Regions from separate parts of the Homo sapiens genome. Here region 2 is linked to region 1. The links are chromatin loops, found by intact Hi-C in ENCODE. Cell type or tissue: PC-9. All regions are shown on one strand. Links, peaks and the distances in the headings refer to the core of each region. The heading gives the core; the rest is flanking DNA.

What was found. Hi-C counts contacts between places; a loop is a spot of excess contacts. Peaks named below come from ENCODE experiments on the same cell type or tissue, not always from the same donor. Only the 100,000 strongest peaks of a DNase experiment are listed, where the experiment ranks them.
Region 2: it touches region 1 in a loop (9-fold over the local background); 1 of 110 quality-filtered maps calls a loop at or near these places.

The regions. Positions count from the first base shown.
Region 1 is chr9:90,428,976-90,437,480 of GRCh38, forward strand. LINC01508 (long intergenic non-protein coding RNA 1508) reads right to left here and starts at 4,514. Exons shown (of 3, transcript NR_109795.1): 1 at 4,456-4,514. In PC-9, for the core only: no CTCF peak of the experiment used is centred there; a DNase peak (open chromatin) is centred at 4,666; H3K4me3 peaks cover 2,051 bases; H3K27ac peaks cover 2,187 bases.
Region 2 is chr9:90,541,944-90,550,448 of GRCh38, forward strand. The region is part of intron 1 of LINC01501 (long intergenic non-protein coding RNA 1501); the gene reads right to left. Among named protein-coding and RNA genes, the nearest start is that of LINC01501, 37 kb to the right of the region's middle. In PC-9, for the core only: CTCF peaks have their summits at 6,183 and 6,396; a DNase peak (open chromatin) is centred at 4,498.

The sequences.
Region 1 (8,505 bases), core at 1,804-6,803:
GACATCATATCTTGGTCTCTTTTGTTTAATTATGACAAAGCATTCTCTGCAAAATGCCGCTGTTCTCATCATCCTGGTCCAAGCCAAGTTCTGAATCTGAGAGCGGGACACCAGCCCGAAGCCAAAGGTGAGCTCTTCACATGGGAAAACCAGCCTGGGTTCCTGGATTCTTCTCAGAAGAGAACTAAGACTATTAGAAAATAGAATTCTGCAATACTTTGTTTTCACAGGTGTAGAAAAATTATATTCGATTTTTACCCTTGGCCTGTTTTATTATAATGACCTCTCTTTTTCCTGCCTTTCAATCCAGCTGAGACAATGTATGCATGTTTACATCATGTGTGTATATACATCTACTTGCACATAGATGTATATAGTTATATATGTTTAATGTATATATGAATAAAATGTGCATACAGCAGACTTAGGGACTTCTCTGGAGGGAGGAATAAAGGTTGTAAAGTAGAAGAATATCTACCAATCCAGTTGCATATGGATTTCTTTGAATCACTGACCATTTCAGTCAAACTCTCCACATTTTGCAGGGAAGTCTTTCACCTGCGCAGTCCCTAATGCCTGTTTCATACCTGGGAGAGTTTTTGTTATACCATTTGAAGACAGTTGGATTACAGATCCAACTCCAATCTCCTGTCCTGTCACAGTGTCCCTGTGTGATGCTCTTTTTTGACCCACACACTGTATAGGTCCTAGACTTCCCATATGGTATCAGTGGACAATTAAGGAGACTTCACCACTAGCTACTTCTGTCTGCTCAATATGCTCTTTCTGAATAACGGTGAAAAAAATCTATTCACAGTTCAGCCAAACATGCTTTCTTTATGTTACGCAGCATATGGGGCAATTTGTCAAGGTAATAGTAAGTCTCTTGGAAGGCTAGAAGGCTGCAATTCATTATCTGAAAAACAAAACCTCAACCATGCTTTATGCCAGTGGAGATGAAATCCTCTCAATATCAGAAACCAACGATTGCTAAGGAAACAGGGGAAGAAAGGGTCTCCCTCTATTCCAATAAGGAAGCCATTGCCTGACCAGATCCCCTTTTCCCTATTTTCATCTCATAATTGGAAATGAATATGTCAGAGAATATATGCCACCTCACCCAGATGGAATGTCTAGGCTAAATTTCCATGCAAAGACTTTTGTGCTTTTATTTTCCAAAATTCCTTTACAGAATCTTGGTTCCACGAAAATACAAGATTTTAAAAGCCAATAATAGCTTTTTAAGGAAGAGAGATAAAAAAGGTAGGAATCTAAACCAGCATAACTCAAAAGTCCTCGTTCCCCTTATAAGTTTTCCATTGCCTGAATTTTCAAGCAGCAGATGACTATAAATCCTGTAAGGAATAAATTGTTGCATATGTTGATCTATTTACTTAAAAGTTGGGCAAACAGTAGCTAGACAGGCAATGTAGTTAAGTGCATAGACTCTGGGATTAGACTGCCTGGAGTCCAGTCTCATTAGGCAGTCACTTGCTGTTTGACCTTGGGTAAATCACACCTTCTGTGCTCCAGCTTCCGTATAAAAATTGTAAAAAGCAATTAAAATGGTATCTGTCTCAACAATTGTAGTGAGAATCTAATACATTTATACATGTGTCCATTTATAATAGGATGGTTTTAGAGTAAAAAAGCTTTAGAATCATGGACAAGTAAAGAGATGGACTAGTAGTTTGAGGCCCCAACCAAGTCTAGAAACGTAAATTTTTAGTAGAGTTGTAGAATTTTCTCTCGGGATTAACTGCCATGAAGCAACAGATGATAGCGCTGGTATGAAATCAGGATTCGTAGAATTGAGCACAGTACAGAAATAAGGTGCTGAGGGAGTTAAGGATTCTGGGAACAGTCAGGTCCAGTGTTAAACTAATGGGATCAGGGCAGGAAGGAAATGTGGCTGCCCAGGGCCTTCTGAACAAAAGGACAGGGAGAATAAGTGAGCTTAAGGTTGGAAAACTGAGGGTTTGTATTCTAGGAGAGGCACTGGAGTTTAATAGTTCAGGAAATGGAATGGTTTGATGAGATGCTCCAGAATTCTTAGGGAGTAGTTGGCAACTCCAAAGTAAAGGTGAAGATTTGTGCTTTAAATCAATAGACTGTAATTCAGAAAAAGACAGAATTCAAGGTCCCAAACAGTATTTTTTAAGTAAACAGATCTAATTTGTTTGTTTGCTTCATTTTTTGAGGTAGAAAAGTATAGAAGATTCAAGTAATCTTCCTTTTGATCTAAGAATAGTGGTAATATAATTATGTGATAAATAAAAGAAGGAAATCAAAATACTCCAGTTTTATAACATAAATATAACTACAGCATGCATTTTCAATAGAGGCAATATCACTCCTTAGGAGGTAAAAATTCCGGAAGCAAAAAAATTATTAGATATGATATTTATTTGTGGCTCTCCAAAGCTCAACCTTACCCAACAAAACCTTATTTTCTCTGGCAGGGTGTGGTGGCTCACACCTGTAATCCCAGCACTTTGGGAGGCCGAGGCAGGTGGATCACTTGAGATCAGGAGTTGGAGACCAGCCTGACCAACTTAGTGAAACCCCGTCTCTACTAAAAATACAAAAATTAGCTGGGCGTGGTTGTGGGCACCTGTAATCCCAGCTACTCAGGAGACTAAGGCAGGAGAACCAACCTTATTCTCTAGTATTTAATTTCTCCTATTGAGTTTTCTTAGATATCACAAAAGCAGCATGGACACTGAGTTCCTGGCAGAGACCCAAAACGTATCCAAGGTCATGTTACAAAAATGTGGCAAATGGCCATGAGTAGGGGGCTTCTTCTCCATCCCTTGCTCCATTTCAAAGTCACATGGGGAGAGCTGGCCTGTGCTGTTGGCTGCCCTGGTCACCTTGTAAGCATTGCTTCTCACATGATCTCAGTGATTTTATGTGTGACTTAGGCTTTGGGAATTAAATGTAATTGTTTGTATTTTATCATTTAATTATAAAAATGTTATTCAACTCATTGTTGACTATGTCAAGTGCTAAAAAAAAAGCAGTGATGAATTATAGTTAAAAAGTATCTTTTCTTATCAAGCAAAAGTTAACTTCACTAAATTTTTGAAGAAATTAATTTTTCAATTATTCACCTTTGATGGGAAAAAGCAGTTATGAATGATGTTTAAAATGTATATTACATTGCTATTATTATATATTTATAAACAATGTGATCCATTGCAGTTTGTATAAAGCAATAAATTACATTAATAGTTATTAGGCTAAAAAGAGAAAGTTAAATGTTATAGCTTTTAATTTTAAGTTTTAACTTAAGCATTTTATTTAGTCATTCTTAACCTGGCAATGAATAAAATTAGTAAGGTTTGTACTTAGTCTTTTTCTTTTCGTATGAAGCACAGACATGTACACTACATAAGCAGATATACAGTGTACTCATGGTATTAAAGTTTCTCATAGGTGATGATTAGACAAAAATCTGATGTCTATTTTCTCTTCCCCAAATTAATATAATACTAGTAGTAATGCAATCAGGTCACGTAATACCTGCATTAGGCAAAGATCTGATGCATCAATAACAGCATTTGAGAAATCTTCTCAAAATTAAAAACTAGGTGAACACTCCCCATTCCCCTGAGATGTAATAAATATCGCAGATTGGCTGGGATTCTTTTTGTCCATGACTTTATAATTTTCCTAAATACAAACATACCTATAGCAAATCAAACAACACTATGTATTGTGACAATCTGATATTTTTTAATTATAAAGAGACACTCATCTTTGAGTGAATACACATTGATATTTATTCCCATAATCTGGATTTATTAAAATTAAGCTTCCGAGCTGGGTCCTTGATTTAGGCTTAAATTCCCTGACCCAGTTTTGATGCTAGTGCCAAGTTCCAAATGTATGAAATGGAGTTGTTTCTGCCTTAAGACTGAAAGCAGTTAACAGAAAGCCTCCATTTTAAGTTTTTATCCATAAAGCGGAGAAGCTGAGTGGGTTGATATGGGGGTGGAGAGGGGTTTGCCTTAAACAGATATTCTTCCTCATGAACCAGTTTTCTCTGTGGATATTTAGACTAGCAAAACAGACCACGCTGGTCAGGAGGCGGGCGGAGGTGTACAAGCAGATTAGGAGTAACGTTATCCCTTGACTTAGGCCTGTATGACTGAGACACACATACGCACACACATGCACGGCACTGCATGTGCTCAGAAGGACCTGGTCTCATCCTGAAGGTGGAGTAGGATGACAGAGGCTGTGATTAAATTCAAGCTCTCACAGCAGCAGTCTAAGTCATCCTTTGAGAGGACTGTATTCAGGGTGGAACTCCGAAAAGAAATCCTCCGTCTCTCTTACTGCCAATTCACAAATCATATGCTCTTTAGCAAACAACAACAACAAATATACAAACGAAAAAACCCAGGGGCCGTTCTTCTTCCTCCTGGGACTCAGGTTTGTGCTTGTTACCTGGAGGCCTTTGTGAAGTGACACGTGTAGGTGCACAGTCTCTCCCCACCCGCGTCGTCACAGTCAGTGCCTGAGTTCTCTCTGGCAAGTTCAAGTTCGAGAGAGAGTGTGTTTCCTCAGACTTAGAGCCAGGCCCTCAGGGAGCTGGGAGTGCACTACTGTGCTGGGAGGGGTTTTGAGGAATGCTGACGTTTTCCCCGAGGTCATTTGTCGAGCTTCACTGGCTTTCCCACTTTCTGAAGATTCCTCTTGTTAGTTTCTATTTATATAAGGACTCACCTCCTTTCAACTAAAGCAGGGATCCCCCTCCCCCACCCCGGGCCTGTCTGTGGCCTGTTAGGAACCGGGCCGCACAGCAGGAGGTGAGCAGCCCAGCCTAGCCAGCATTACCGCCCAGCTCCGCCTCCTGTCAGAACAGCAGAGGCATTCCATTCTCATGGCAGCGGAGCCCTACTGTGAACTGCACACGCGGGGGATCTAGGTTGCGTGCTCCTTTTAAGAATCATCTAATGCTTGATGATCTGTGGAACAGTTTCATCCTGAAAACATCCCCCCATCCTCACCTCCACCCAGCTCCATGGGAAATCTCTTCCCTGGAGTTACCAATCAGGAAAGTAGAAATCCAATAGTTTGATTAGACACAACTTTCCATGCAGAACGAATGATATCACACATGCGATGAGGGAGATGGGTAAAATCATTTCAAACGGTCATCCCGGAACTAAAATTCTATTGCACAAGTCATCACTGTGGTTCAGTAATGGACCAAAAGGAGTGTACGCTTATAGCCAATTCTACTTCTGAGCTCAAAAGTAATTTGAAAGGTCAATGAGTTTTTAAAACCAATTTTACACAATTCCTCATTTCCTTAGAATATGAGATTATATTCTTTACACTCTTAAAAATTTACAGCACACTAACAAGCGATCATAGACATACAAGAACATTAAGAAGAATAGGAAAATAAATTGTTATAAACAGGGAAAACAGCAAGTGAAAGAATAAATAAAAAATGATTCATCTTTACCAAACTAGACTTCTAAGCTTAGTTCTAACATCCGATATCTCAAATACTAAAAGCAATTGAATACTTAATGATAATCAGTTCTTTCATTATAGCTGGTTTCAATGTGAAAACAGTTACTAATCAATTTGCCGTATGCATGGTTACTGTGGATATTATTTATTTGCGTATTATTTATTTATTAACATAAAATTTTGGTATTCACAAGAAAATTTCAGAAACTGTCTCTATTCTCTGAAGATGTAAATAAATGAAGATGAAAGAGGAAAAAAACAATTTTGATAATTTCATGCTTCAGCTGAGGACCTGTGTTTGACAGCAAAAGCACCAGGCTTTGTACTTCTCTCTTTTTTCACTGATTCCTGGCATAGCACAGTGCTTCTGACCTGCATAAAACTAAATATTTCTATAAATGCTCTCAGTCTTCTGTTATTTCAAAAAAATTGACAGCAGGAAAGACCATTAAAAGATCAAGGTTTATGTCAAGCAACTAAAAGAAATTAAATTTTGTTCATCTATCAGAGTTTGTCGAGGGAAACATTTCGGGCAGCAGTAGTCTTTCTATGGCAGGACTATTTTTCTATGCTGAAGCCTTATTAGCAAGCATCTTGCTCAGTATATGCCAGGAATTTCTCTCCAGTCACTGAAATAACCAAAAATCTGATGTGCTCCCTGAGCAGCAGAGCATCCCGGAATTGAGAGCTATTGAAAGATAACATACATGAAACTCCTTAAAATGGAAAAATAAAATCTCACTTCTGATGATCTGTTTACTGCCATCTTGATCAAGCAGCACCTGGTGTCCTGCTCTCCGCTACTCCCACACATGAATTTCCCAGTCCTCAAAAAGGGAGCATCTTGCAGAACTCTTTCCCAAGGCTAAGCTTGTGCTTGCCTTCTGGAAATCAAGAAGATATGCTTCGCTTTCACAGAAGAGTTTCTTGGGGTTAATGTGAGTCCACTATTCTCCTCCCTGGAATGTATGAGTTCCCGCAGAGACAGTGGGGCAGAGGAGAATGGTCCTGAGTGTCTCCAAATACTCAACTGCTCTCCTGGGAATGGGAGCACATAGGGCAGCAGTTACTCTTCCTATCTGCAGGCACATAAACTACCTTTTGGCTTTTCCTCAACAGGCTTTCCCATTAACATCCCCCATCTAGAGAAGGGCCACCAGAAAAACAAAAAAACAGAAAATACTATCAGCTATGTTTCATGCAAGGAAAAGATGGAGACAGAAGTTGACTGAGGTCCAATGGCAATACTTTGCATGTTAAAAATTTAATTTATTTGCACTATTTTCTTTCTTATAGGATGAATAATTGCAATTCTAATGTATAACCCAAACATTACTATCCTAAATCTGATTATTTATCTTGTTTTAACAATAGCTATATTTATAATATTTAATGCAGATCTGATCCCTAACTTTTGCATCCAATAGTTAAATTTTTTAAAAAGAAAATTTTATCATTTATTTCATTTTTTAAAGATATTTACTTTCCAATCACTTAAATATTTATCATACATATTTTTATTGTGATAAATATACATAATATAAAATGTAACATTTTAACAAATTTTAAGTGCGCAATTTTATTTTGTTACAATTTAGCTGGAATTTTGAAGTTAGTAGAATAGAAAAATTAGGAGTTAGCTAATTGAAATTATGTTCTCTCACATCAGAAGTTCAAACTTAACCCAAGATTGTCTGCTTGCTAGGAAATCATTGGTAACCTCCTACGGACATTTTAAAATGGGAAGAGCCATACAGTCCAAGCAATAATTTGAATGCAATCATTAGATCCAGCTGCATGATCCTTCAAGACGCCCTTAAAGGAAGTATTTATCTTCTAGGTTAATTGTAATTTTCATAACAACACTATGATAGAAGTATTATTGTTTATGGATCAGAACACCGAATCCTTTAAAATACTTTGGTAACTTGCCCAAATTAAGTGGAGTATTTGAATGCAGTTCATTCTGAATCCAAAGCCTGTGAATTTAACCCCCACACTGTTGTTCCTGTCTCTATCAGACAAGGCTCATTAGCATCTAAATAGGTCTTCATAAGGTACTCAGCATGGGAGAAAGTAGATAAAAATATAACACAGAAGAGGTTATATAAAAAAACCTATAGTCCTGAATTTGAATTGAAAGTACTAGTATAAACTCATGATGTATTTATCTCTAAAAAGCCCTAGCCCTCTTCACAGTAAAGGACTAGAAAACTAGCACCCCGCTTGTGATTTTAAACTAGTATTGCCAACCGAATGGCACCCAGGCTCTTTGGAGACCTGGCTGATTCTAGGTCTACACCAGGATCTCTACAAGTTGAACCTGGAGCATCTTGTCTTATCAGAATGCAAGAAAGTGGTCACAAGCTCATGTCAGGAGGGCTCAGGAGCCACTGGCAGATACTTCCACTGGCCAAAGTGAGCTCATGTGAACTTCAAGGATAAGAATTTCACAGTTAGTGTGTCCATTCCCAGTTTTTTCACTTTGGTGTACTTCTGTACACTCTATGGCTTAGTTGATTTTCAAAATGTCTTTTTTTTGTTCTTGAGCCTTTCAATCTACTCTTACTCTTACAATTTATGTGTTGGAAAATCCAGGTTACTTAACCTGTACTCTCCCACAGTCTGGCTTTGTTAATTCAAACTCAAATTGAGTTCAGCATTTCCTTTGCCCTCTGTATTCCTTGCACATTGGCCTCTAGATCTGGAGGCTCAAATAGACTCGGGATGGACCTCTTTAGGAAGATGATGATCAGAGTATCAGGGTTGGTGGTGTTTCATTTCATCAGGAGCCTTATGAATGACATTATTAGGGCTTGCAGTCCCTCTTCTATACTTTGCTTAATCAATAGCACAGCGGAAAGAGAGGATGAAGGCAGATCCTTTCATTTCCCCATTTTCAACCTAGTGAATTGATTCCTTATCATCTTCAGGAATTCATCGATTTTATTTTGGAATATCATTATGTATTCGTGGATTTAAGTTTTTGACGGTTTAATCTATTGTTGTTAT
Region 2 (8,505 bases), core at 1,649-6,648, 110 kb after region 1:
CACAGAGGTTTTGAAAATATAATTTGTCAAATTGGATATTAAAGATCTTTACCTTGAACATACTAATAATACAATAGTAAGCAAATGTAGGGTGGGAGTCCTTTCTGGTCATATTCATTGTTATTCTGTGTCACGTAACATGAATTTTGGTCTTTTATTCTAGTCATCCTAAGACATCCTACTTTTTTGATATAAACGGTTCATTGTTATTTCATATGGCTCATCTGTGTATCTGTTTATTGGAAGTAACATTTACTTATTTTATTTATTGTAAAATAATCTAATTTTTACTATGCACCCCAGAACTATGATGATATGCTAAGATCTCTTGACTTCATCTAATAACATCACCTTTACTGAAGTGGATAGGTTTAACTATGTAGTCAAAGTATTAATAATATTAAGTAGGTGGGATAAATCACCAGTTCTCAGTGAAGACCTAGGGATTTCCAGAGACCCCTTCCAAAAGTTCATGGTGTCGAAACTATTTTCATAATAATGTGATGGTATTAGGTGCTCTTCTCACTGCACGGATATCTGCAACAGTGGTGTGATGCAGTGTGAGGTAAAAATGCTAAATCAAGTTTTACTTTACTTGATTTACTAAATCAAGCAGTGGCACCAAACTGTATGAGTGGTGATTACATTCACCACTACCATGTACTCACATTGAAATAAGTGCCAGTGTTGCTTAAGAATGACCTTAATGGGCCGGGCACAGTGGCTCACACCTGTAATCCTAGCACTTTGGGAGGCCAAGGTGGGCGGATTGCCTGAGCTCAGGAGTTCAAGACCAGCCTGGACAACACGGTGAAACCCCGTCTCTACTAAAATACAAAAAATTAGCCAGGCGTGGTGGTGTGCACCTGTAGTCCCACATACTTGGGAGACTGATGCAGGAAAATCGCTTGAACCCAGGAGGTGGAGGTTGCAGTGAGCCAAAATTGCACCATTGCACTCCAGCCTGGGCAACAGGGCGAGACTCCATTTCCAAAAAAAAAAAAAGAAAAAAAGAATGGCCTTAATAAAAGGAAAAGATGATAATTTTATACAATCTTGGGTGATAATTTTATACAATCTTGACCTATAGGTACACATCTCTTTAATATTGTGTCTGTTGTGTCTGACGAAATGGGAAGTGCTCATAGAACTGGTCTGCTGTGCACTGTGGCATGAGAGTTGTCTCCAGGAAATCACTTGCAGAGTTATTTGAGTTGTGAGGTGAAAGACATAGTCACATTTTTCTTGGAATGCTATTTGTATACTTGATAGAACAACTGAAAGACAAGTTATGGTTATTCAGGCTTAGATTTTTGCAGACATGTTCTCAAAAATTAACAAAGTAAGCCTGTCAATTCAGGGAAAATAACTGACATTTGTTGCCAATGATGAGATTTGAGCTTTAAAATGAACATTAGAATTTTTGAATACTTATATCTGTCATTGTGAGCTTGACAGCTTCCCCAAACTTAAAGTCATTTCTGATGAGCTTTGTAGTGAGATATCAATGGATATAATTTGTGATATTATAGAACTAAATGTGTCATCATTTGGAAGATCTGCATTAGTCAGTGAATCAGTGTTTAGTTAAGTGACCAATGTATGATGTTACAATATCACCCTTGGGCAAATGATCCATTCAAAGCCCAAGATGGACCAATGGATTTTGATATAAATAAGTATAAAAGGTTGACTGACATGGTTTCAGATTCCATATTGCAATTAACCTTTAAGAAACTACTACTGTCAAGCTTTGTTAGATTATTCACAATCAGCTGACAAGGCTATTAGAATACTCATCTTTTGTCCAGTTATATAGCTAATTGAGGCCAGAATATCTCCATATTCTTCAAATAAGGCAACATATTGCAACAAATTGAATGCAGAAATAGACGTGAGAATCCAGGTGTCTTTCATTAAGCCCAACATTAAAGAGATTTGCAAAAATGAAAAAGAATGCCACTCTTCTAAGTTTTTCAGAAAATATCTTTAAATATATATATTATACATTATTAAACATATGTGTTAATGTGTTGTGGGTTTATTATTGTCATTTCAAATAAATTAATAGTTTTTTAAGTTCTCAATTTTAATTGAGAATGTGATAACTATGGATAGATGTAATACAACAGTAGAAGAAAAGCAGCTCTTTGGAATCCTCAATAATTTTTAAGAGAATATTAAAATTTTTAAGACATCAAATAGTTTGAGACCTCTTCAACTAAATGTACATTTAATAACAAATATATTTCAAACAAAAAATAGTAAAAAGTTACCAACTAGAAAAAAATTTTAAATGTGTATGTTATCAAAGTAATATATTGTATAAAGTGTATGCAGTTCAATGATAAATATCAAACATATTAGACTGGTGCCTACCAAAGAGATTAAGAAAAAAAGAAATTAAGAACACTGAACACTTGTGGTCATTTTAGGAGGATATGAAATTACTCTATATCATCAGCTTAATGAAGAAAGCATAGCGGATAAAAAAATATATCGAGCATTCATTTTCCTTTTTAAGCATGATCAATCCTTGATAAATTCTCTTTTTCTAGAATCCATAGAAGTTAGCATCACTGGATTCAATTCACCTTATAAGCTTTATATAAGAGCCTTTCTAAATTTCCCAGACAGTCTATGGCAGTTTAAACACCGTGTTCTTGCAATTGCATCTCTCTTCTTTGATGCACATACCCAGTAACCGACCTAAATGCTTTATCCTCTCTTATTACAACATGAGATAAATTCCCTGGGGCCATTAAGATATAACTCAATCACTAAATAAACTGGTATGATTCAGAGAGTCCTTGACTGTCTTGAACTATATTATAAATGGAAAAATAAAATTCAATGCCTAAAATTCTAAAATACCTCCATAAAATAAAATAGCATAATTTCATTACAAAAAAAATCTTCTGTATAATTTTGTATAGCAAACTCTGAATTTCTATAGCCTGTCCTGATAAATTTGCATATGTATTCAATAGTCAATTAAGCTTTTAACAAGGGTAGGTTTTTGAAAGCGTCCAATAAATACTTATCTTTCCACCTGAGCACTGCCTTTCATAAAAACTAAAAGAGCAAAGCCAAATGACCTCCATATTACTGATTAATCTGGGTAGCAGGGCACCTCAGCTTAAGATCAATGGGCTGGCTAGTATTCTCTCCAAGGTGGATCTTGGAACTGTCTCTCAGGAGAAAGCTCCAGGCAATAGGAGAGACACACCTACCATGTTTCTTCCTCCCACCATTAGAGGAGAATGCCCCCAACTCAGTGTTGTTGGCGGATAAGCTCCATCTAAGTGAGAAACTGGGAACAACAGCTGTCTTCTCCGTCTGTATCTCAATCCAATGTCAAGGGGAGAGTTAAGACATGGGTCAGGAGATTTCATATTTAGTGGAAATCGCTCCTCAGGGAACCCGGAGAAATGTAGGCATTCTAATCCTCAAGGAACTATGGTACTTAATAACAGTGAAAATGACAAATATTCACTTTATGAATATTATTTCAGAAACTAATTTAAGTATACTAACATATTTTCACATAAAGCCCACATTCCAATCTACTCTTTCTTTTTTACGTATGAGAGAACCAAGCCAGAAGAAGTTGAATAACATTTTGAAGGTCTCAGAGCTGTTAGGTGGAGGATGCAGCCATTAAATCCTCTATTTTTTTTTTAATTTTGTGTTTTGATTTTTGTGGATACATACTAGGTATATATATTTATGGGGCACATGAATTGTTTTGATACAGACATGCAATGTGTAATAATCACAACAGAGAGAATGGGTACCCATCCCCTCAAGTATCTATCGTTTGTGTTACAAAAAATCCAATTATACTTTTAGTTATTTTAAAATGTACAATTAAATTATCATTAACTACAGTCACCATGTTGTGCTATCAAATACTAGGTCTTATTCATTAGAACTATTTTTTTGTACTCATTAACCATCCCACTGCCCTTCCCAGCTCCTAGTAACCATCCTTCTGCCCTAAATCCTAACTTTAAATTAAATGCACATCTTCTCTGAGCTGATAAGGATATTTTAAAAAAACATATATTTCAAACATAGCTAGGGAATCAAAGTACACTTGAAATTTATCAATAATGTATTTTCTTTCTTTTTGCAATTGCTGTAGTGGCCAAAACATGGCACAGAACATAAATCACACACATTTGTTTTTATTTTATCATCAAAAACATAGTATTAATCATGCATCAGTAGCTGTACCACAATTATCATGTTGTCTCCATAATATTAAAATCAGATTTTTTGTTTTGTTGCAGATTGTGTTTTAGCAAAACAGATTACCCATCCTTTTATGGGGAGAAACCGTTTTTAATAAGGCAACTCCACACTGTCCATTTTCCCCTCCTAACTGACAGCTCAAAAGATAACAAAAGGGCCTAAAAGGCAATCCTCGACCAGATGCACATTCTTCCCCTTTGGAGATGATGAAGTCAAGCAGAGAAAACGCAGTGAGTCACCGTGCTTCTTGCCCACACGGTCATCACCATGGCAACGACAGTTGCCAGGTGGAGAATTCTATCATACATCGTAATTGCTATGTCCACTTTAAGCAGATTAGGAAGGAAAAGATCTGCAATTTTGGCCTGAATTAAAATACTCTAAAGTAAATAAGAGAGTATTGACATCATAACCAATAAAGTGTAATTATATGATATGTACTGCTATAAAAACTGTACGTATTTAGACATAAGAATACTGATAACTAAAAATAATACCCCTCACTATGTATTTAATATCTTGAGGTATCACCACAATTAATGGACTTGATCACACATGTAATTCCAAATCAAGGAAGTTTATGATGAGTACTACACACAAAAAAAATGATGCTTATAAGATTCTAATATCCTTCAAATAAGAAGAGAAGCCACTGCAATTTTTAGAGTTTCCCTGGAGCAATAATACAGAAAAGATATTATTGAATCCACTGGAGAAGATATTGAATAAGAAATATGTCCATTTGTTAATATGTCTAACACTTGCTAAGAATAACAAACTCAGAAACAAATATTAGAGAAGTAAATAATAATCCACTTCACTTCTCAATAACATTAAAGGGCATTACAATATACACTGCCTTCCTATTGAAGGTCAGATCTATTTTAAATGATTTTTTTCAAGCTGTATTGTCTACAGGTTTTTCCATCTATGTATGTAATTGTGTAAGATTGGAAAAATGTACAAGGGTGTACAAATTTTAATTTCACAATGTTTTGATGACAAATATTCAGATATTACATGCCTGTAATCCCAGCACTTTAGGAGACTGAGGCAGGTGGATCATGAGGTCATGAGTTCAAGACCAGCCTGACTAACATGGTAGAAATATCTCTAGTCAATGAGATTCACATTCCCATTGCCTCCTTGAGGCTGTCAGAAACCTACAAGTAAGGCTTAAGTACAGCAAACAAGCCAGTATTGGTCTCCTGGTGCTATTATCTCAAGTCTCCCTCTAGGGGACTCATTTTTCTGTTTAGTGTTAGAGAATATCTAATTTTTATTTTTTGAAAATAAGATATGTGTTGAAAATAATTTATTTAAAAGTGGAAAAGAATCCAGAGTAGAAGGAAAAAATCCTGCCGATGTTAATCTGACTCTGTTTGAGAAATATGGGATTCAAAAGCACCCTTAGAAGTTAAAGTGACTCACCTAATTTTGGAGCTAATTTTAAGTGAAAAGGAAAAACTGAGTGAGAAATATTATCTGATAGAAAAAAATACTCAAAAGACTTGAACAAATGCTTTACAAATAACGAAGTCTGGTGGCAATTCCAGGAAACATGGAAAAATCACAATCTACCCTGTTTCTCTCATGTAGAGTTTTCAGACAGCTGTCCTATGCATTCTGTCCAGGATGTATAACTTCCATCCTAGACAGAATGCATAGGACAGCTATTTGAAAACTCTGAAAAATAAATGGTCACAGGTTAATTGAGGAAGGAAAGCGAGGTTAAAAACATCACCAAACCGAGGGGTATTTTTTATCATTTTCTTTTCTTCCAAGATAACATGATCTGGACTCAGAGACAGACAGAATGCCAATAGTATGGATTGGATGTGGGCAGATGAGCTCCATGATAAGCCCTCTCTTTATTGTCTAAGGAGTGGGAGAGGGGACACCTAATGGTCAGAGAGTGAAAAAATCCTTCAGGGTTTTTTTGCCTTTGTTCCTTTCTCTTCTGCCTCCCAACCCTACTCTCAGGCAATACCATAGCTGCTGTAGCAGCATGACAACAGCAAGGGTAGCCAGGCATGTCCCTAAAACTTTAAGGGAGGATAAATTTTTCCTGCAACTGGAGACTTAAGATCTCAAGAATATGGGACAAGGCCCTGTTGTTCATTTTTCTCTCTTGGTCCTCTAATTGCTTGACCCAGAGTACAGACAGTCACAGCAATTGTATGGAAGAATGAGAAAAATAAAACCCAAAACTTCTGGTGAGAAAACAGGGAAAGAAGGTTCCCGGAAACAGGAAACTGTCAGATAGGTCACAGAGAGAAGGGAGATTGAGAGAGTGATCCCATAATACCACATATAAAATATGGTCTCACCCCTGAGTTTGAGAACTGAGCTACAAGGTACAATGCTGCTCCAGACTGTCAACTAGCCGGTGGTCCAAGAGCAGGACTTATCCCAAGAACACTGCAAACACTTGAAAACCGAACTTCAAAACAACTGTTATAAATATGCTTCAAGGTGTAAAGGCAAATACTATTGAAATGAATAGAAAGTTAGAAAATAACAGGAAAAAATAGAAAATATAATAAAAAAATGAAAATTTTAAAGTTGAAAAATAATATCAAAATTAAAAATTTACTGGACAGGCTCAACAGCAGCAGATGAAGATGGCAGAGGAAAGAGTCAATACATGTGAAGATAGAAATTAACCAATTGTGCAAAAGAAAGAGAAAAGATTTAAAGAGAGAGCTAAACAGATTCTTAGATATCTATGTGGAAATACCAAGAGATTTAACATTCATGTCAAGCTGTGTTGCCTCCAAGTTCTCCCATCTATCTATGTAGCTATATAAGATTGAAAAAATATATAAGGCTGTATAACCTTTAATTTTGCAATGTTTTTGATGCAAAGTATTTTGATAGAACTGTCAAAATATTTTTAGACAATGAGATTCACATTCCCCTTGCTTCTCTTGAGGCTGTCAGAAACCTAAAAATAAGACTTAAATGTAAGAAACAAGCCAGGGCAAAGGAGAGGAGAAGGAGTGCAACAGCAGAGGAGAAAGAATGCAATGTAGAAAATTAAAATTTGAAGAACTAGTAACTGAACTCCCCCCCAAAAAATTTGTCAAAAGTGTCAAATAAAAGCAAGCTGGACTTACAAAAGGAGAGGCTTTAATTAGAAAGTAAGACTAGTTCAATAGGAAGAACACTCCAAGCTCAAAAATCTGTGATATCTCAAAATCCTGTGGGGAAAAAATTCTTCTTTCATAGGTAAAGGAGTATGTGGGTAGAGATAAGCAGCATCTTTGCAGGGAAAGTTGAGTCTGACAGGAGAAGAGTCTCACTGTAGTCAGCTGATTCCCAAGAGAAACTAATGGGGCGGGGGTGTCACACCACACTTTTTTGTGCTTGCTCAGGCTTGAGTGCAAGAAGAGTTCCTGGGCCTGTAGGAAAGAAAAAAGCCTTACTAAAGCTTGGTCAAGACAATGCATAGGTTAAGAAATGAGCAATAGTGAGCACTTGGCTAAAAGACACACAAGGAATTCAGCTCAGCAAATTTGAAATACTTCCATTTCAGACACATTATGTTCAAACTGCTGGAAACTAAAGACAAGAAAAAACTTGAATGCAGACAGAAAAGCAATACATTGGCTATGGTTAAATATATGACATTGTGGAAAAGACAAAATTATACTGACAGAAAATAAATCAGTGGCCGCCAGGGGTTAGAAGTGAGGGGAAGATATGACCCCAAAGGAGTAATATGACTGACTATTTTGGCATCATGGGACTATTCTGTATCTTAGTTATGAAGGGGGTTGCACAAGTTGATACACACATTAGAAACAAAAGTCCATTTTATTGGATGTCAGTTGCAAAAGTAAAATAAACAATTTAAAAATAAGGTACTTGAAAGATATTTAAATTCATTAGTCATTAGGGAATTGCAAATTAAAACCACAGTAAGATACCACTATATACACAGAAAATGGGTAAAACTTAAAAAACTAATAATGCTAGGTTTTGGTAAAGATGTGAAACAACTGGAACTCTTGTACACTACTTACTGGTGGGAGTTTCAATTGTAACAATTACTTTGGGGAAACTCTCCAAAGTTATCTAGAAATATTGAAAATACACACATCTGAAGACCCTGTCATTCCACCTTTACATATGTACCCCACAGAAATGGAGCACATAAGGTCCAAAAGACACATTCCAGTATATATATGCATCATCCTTAATAGTTCTGAGGTGGAAACAGCACAAATGGACATCAGCATTAGA